Regions from separate parts of the Homo sapiens genome. Here region 1 is linked to region 2. The links are chromatin loops, found by intact Hi-C in ENCODE. Cell type or tissue: Caco-2. All regions are shown on one strand.

Evidence for each region. Peaks named below come from ENCODE experiments on the same cell type or tissue, not always from the same donor. Only the 100,000 strongest peaks of a DNase experiment are listed, where the experiment ranks them.
Region 1: a loop joins it to region 2, with 5 times the contacts of the local background. A loop is called at or near these places in 1 of 110 quality-filtered maps.

The regions. Positions count from the first base shown.
Region 1 is chr10:61,849,078-61,851,577 of GRCh38, forward strand. The region is part of intron 2 of LINC02625 (long intergenic non-protein coding RNA 2625); the gene reads right to left. Among named protein-coding and RNA genes, the nearest start is that of LINC02625, 18 kb to the right of the region's middle. In Caco-2, no CTCF peak of the experiment used is centred here; DNase peaks (open chromatin) are centred at 1,264 and 1,524.
Region 2 is chr10:62,092,982-62,095,481 of GRCh38, forward strand. ARID5B (AT-rich interaction domain 5B) reads left to right here. Exons shown (of 10, transcript NM_032199.3): 10 at 1-2,500. The coding sequence ends at 49. Among named protein-coding and RNA genes, the nearest start is that of LINC02621, 160 kb to the right of the region's middle. In Caco-2, no CTCF peak of the experiment used is centred here; a DNase peak (open chromatin) is centred at 1,250.

The DNA.
Region 1 (2,500 bases), 240 kb before region 2:
CATGATAGGTAGACAGCAAGGCAGACAAACAGGCTTAAAAATAACTCAGAAAAGATGCATGGCAAAATGTTCAAAGTGGGTAGCTTTGGTAGCTGAGATGGGAACATCATTTTTAAATTTAATGTTTAATTCCATATAATTAATAAAAAGTGATGGCCATATGAGGAGTTTTTTGGTTTTTTGTTTGTTTGTTTGTTTGTTTGTTTGTTTGTTTTTTAAGACGGAGTCTCACTCTGTCCCCCAGGCTGGAGTGCAGTGGCGTGATCTCAGCTCACTGCAAGTTCCGCCTCCCAGGTTCACGCCACTCTCCTGCCTCAGCCTCCTGAGTAGCTGGGACTACAGGCGCCCGCCACCACGCCCGGCTAATTTTTTGTATTTTTAGTAGAGACGGGGTTTCACCGTGTTAGCCAGGATGGTCTCGATCTCCTGACCTCATGATCCACCCGTCTCAGCCTCCCAAAGTGCTGGGATTACAGGCATGAGCCACCGCGCTCAGCCCAATATGAGAAGTTTTAACTCTTTTTCTGTTTTCAATATAATATCCACCCCTAAAAACAGAAGAAAAAGAAAGCCCACAATATCAGCACTGGTTGAGACATTTATCAAAGAGCTTGATATGGATCAATCAAATCCCTTCTTCCTAAACCCATCACAGGTACATATGGGAGAGCATTTGTGCTCAAGAGTAATTGCTACTCACTTCCACCTTGGTATTTGCTCCATTATTTCTTAGCTTCTTGGCCCTCAAAGCCTCTATGATCACAGTAAGATTTTCCACAAGCCCCTTTTTCGCTTGGGCTGAGGTGCCTTTCTGTTTAGGTCTCTGGGAAACTGTTCCCCCAAAAAATGTTGTCTTTGACAACTAAGGAAGTTTCAGAGGATTGGATGCTGAGTGCTGCTGCTAACCTGTAAATCTGTACCCCATTCCTGGCTTCCTGGGCTTCTCCCCAAGGCACACAGTCACTGATCTCCACGGGCAAATCAAATGAAATCTTTACCAAGGCTTTGAGAAAATTGTTAAAAAGAATATAAAATGTAATCAGAAGCACGAGAAAAGCTAGTGACTGGCATTAAGTGCTCTCCATTAGGTACGTAATGGCCTGTCCTGGCTTCCCCTCCAAGTCCCATACATTTATTGCTGGACAATGTGCATGTGTGGCCTATCATTCTCCTTGAGCATTTACAGAGCCTTGATCATCACACATGAGCTTAGCCTGGTCCCACACACCAGGGATCAGGGTCTTACCCCCAGGATAGGGACCTAAATGCTATATTGCAGGGTGAGCCAGAGCAGCATTCCTGAATGTTGACACTCCTAACAATATTTGATCTCTTCCTTCTTGCCATTCCAAGGGCAATAACTTCTCAGATATTTCCCCTTTGACTTAGGATCAGTAGCATTATCTCCTTGCTGTGCACTTCTCTTTGAGTCCCAATCCCCCATCTATTTACAAAAGACCAGATAAGATCAGCAACTTGCCCAATGCTGTTCCAATTCCTTTCACAAGACCCCAGCCCTTTTCATCACCTTTTTCTCAACTTGCCTCCAGCCCTTGTGGAAGAGGTGATGAAGCCATTCCCTTGAATGGTTGGAGCACCTGCTATAGACAGTTCCAGGTGCTGTCTCTGTCCAAGCTCCTAACTTTTCATCTCATAGAACATTGGGGCATTTTGGATCTAGAAGGAAACTGTAGATTACAAGCTGGTTCAGCCTCTTATTAAACACCTGAAGAAGTAATTAGGTGTCCATGACTTGCAAAATATCATACTGTAGCGAGGGTTATTAACCCACTAAAATGTGGTTTTCTAGATGTGGTCTAAGCACGTATTTCACTCCACCATGTAAATTCAACTCCATCTCTAGTCTTTCCTTTTGTTTAAACGTTTTTATATTTCTTTCACCCATTTGGTTCATTTTCAGTTCTTTTGACCCTCAGTACACCTCCACATTGTCTCTTACAACTAAAGCAAATTTCCAGACCCACTTTTTTTTTTTTTTTTTTTTAAGACAGAGTATCACTCTGTTGCCCAGGCTGGAGTGGACTGGTGTGATCTCGGCTCACTGCAACCTCCGCCCCCTGGGTTCAAGCAATGTTTATCCCCAGCCTCCCAAGTAGCTGGGATTACAGGCATGCACCACCATACCCAGCTAAAGTTTGTATGTTTAGTAGAGACAGGATTTCACCATGTTGGCCAGGCTGGCCTTCTGGGATTACAGGCATGAGCCACAGCACCTGGCCTGGCTCACTTTCAATATGTCCTTTCTACCAATAAGCATTGTCAAAATTCATTCCCCTCCCTACCGGCAAAACCCTTTGTGAGCCTCCCTTTCCTTTTATGATGATATAGCTGAGGGTGATACCTGAGGAACAGAAAAAAGTTATGACTTCTTGGAATGCTTTTCCTTTTGCATATCTGGAAAATAGCAAATTCCTACATATGCTTCAATTCCCTACTCAATTAATCTCCTCTTAGTTTTCCCTGCCATGCCCTTTGCTCT
Region 2 (2,500 bases):
CTTTCCATCTTCCCAGCTGTCATCCGTGCACCCCAGTACAAAACTGTAGGCTCAGCTCTGCCCAGCAGTCCAAAGCGGCATGGCCAACAGAGCTTCACTCCTTACCCAGGAGTGCTGGCTTATAGAGTTAGAAGTCAGTATTTCTTCTAATCTGAGGCTATGATCAGTCCCAGCTGTAGGGGCCCAGAGGGGAGGTGAACATGCCTGATTTTTGTGGGACAACTCTAGCCCACAAACTGACTGGCTGGTGAGTCTTGACTCCCTTCCAACACAGATGCCCAGGCACCTCCAGATCATTCACTTCGCACGTGGGCCTTGTGAAGGGATTTGTGAATATCCAGGAAGAACTTAGAGGACCCCATCTGAGTTCGGATGGTCAGGAAACAATCTGGGCAAAAAAGAGGCAGGCATTTCAAAGGAAGGGGCAAGGAAGACTGGCAAACAGATGGCAAGGGATGCCCCTCTTTTTCATAAAACTCTCCAAGGTTCAATCAATGCAATGTATAGTGAAACTTCAATAGATCTTTCATTTTGACACTATTAAACAATCCAGAGAAGTAAACACTGTTAAATTGACTGTATATATTTGCTTCTTAAAACTACCTGTATCACTGTTTGCTCACCTAATTTATATACAGGTAGTTCCATTTTCTCCCAGTTCCTTCTCGTCTTTTTTTTTTTTTTTTTTTTTTTTTTTATTAAATGGTATTGCTTTTGTTTGCAGGTCTTTTTGTTTTTGTTTTGTTTTTGAGGCTGACTGACTGTCCTAGTTGTTGTGTGTTTGTAATTTTTCCACATCTTATTTTGAGCAGCTTTGGGTGGTAAAGTTATTGTTTACAAATTGAAGCAACTGATTCTAGTGGAACAAATGAAAAAGAAACAGTCAAGCACACAATAGTGCAAAGAACGTTCCTTTGTAGATCCGCAACTTAAGGATTTTGTTCCTCATAAATGGCATAGTTGAAAGAGCTTATACACTGCTTACCCAGCCAAATGCTTTGCTTTGAAGTATTGGGTTCTGTGAAAATATTGAGCATTGTACTTACCTTATCTAGGCTGTGAAACTGTCCTACATACCAGAGAATCATAAAAACAAAAACCTCACTGGCAGCAAGCTGCCGAATAACAACAGAGTCTAGAGGACATATTTGTGGGCTGCACAGATATTTTAGGAATTTCAGAAATTAGAACAGGAGCCAAAATGATTTACATTGGCGTTGGCACTGATTCCTTTAAATGGTCTGGGAAAGGGGGTTGGGAAGAGGATGGAGCTCAACTGGCCAGAAGAGGAGCAGCTGCAGTCCTGATAGCTTCTCTAGCCTCGGTCTTTTGAGTGATAAGTAGTCATGTTGTTTTCATCCAGTTGGTTTCTTGTCATTCCCAAGAAGAATCTCCCAGGCCACATCTTTGGGGATAACTGACATACTGGATTAGCCTTTTCAAAAGAAAAGTCATCCTATTTGGTTTTATGGGGTGTGAGTTTTGTGTGTACACACACAGAAACATGTAAGGTGGTTTGGGTCATGTTTTTAACCACCTGGCAATACAGTCCACTTTCTGGTTTCTTTTATTGTGGGAAGTAAATGGTCAAGCTGCTCAGGCAGTGAAAAGATGTGGAGAATGTCCGTTGTCATTCTTGCCACTGTATTCCATTTGCTACCGAGATATAACATTAAGGTGGACACATTTTCTAACTGTATTAATTAAAAGTCAATGGATACAGAGAGTGGATTTTCTCCCCAAGTCCCATCCCTGCTGAAGACCGCTTGGATGAACTCCCCAACCCACTGTGCCCCTCCCGCAACACTACCAGTAGACTTTAGAACCATAGTTAACTAAGTCTTTTACCTCTGAGATACTTAATTCTGGGAAAATTGGTGACAATTTTCAACTTCTAAATAGGTAACTCGACTGCAAAATAATCAAAACTGATAACAATGAAACTGCGGCTCTTAAACAAAGCCATGCATGCCGTGCATTTGTATTGAAATGTCTCCATGATATGAAGCCAAATATTCAATGTAACATACTTAATATCCAAAGGTGGAAACAAAAGAATGTAGAGATCCAGTGTTAAGAGTTCCATTTGCTTCAATTAATTATTTACCTTCCTGTGGAATAATATATATATATATATTTAATAGAACCATAGATAGACTAGTAGAATTTAGATTATAAATGTGTGAGTGCAGATTATCCTGCTATTGCACAAGCTAGAGGGGGGAAAAATCTCAATTCCAGCTGGCAAGATGCTAGCCAGGACACATATAAGAAAGTTGCACTAGATTGAATGGTCACAGAATCGGAGGACATGGAAGAAAAAGGAAACTTCGGTGGTTCTGCAGCAGACATGGGCTAGGTCATATGTGGTTTCTATGAGTTCGTGTCTCAAAAAAAAAAGGAGGGGGGGCATCTGTCCCCGGTGGAGCTCACCTATTTGGAATATGGGGCATTTGTTTTTTCCACTGCAATGATTTCAGTCTGGTTTCATCATGTTGGA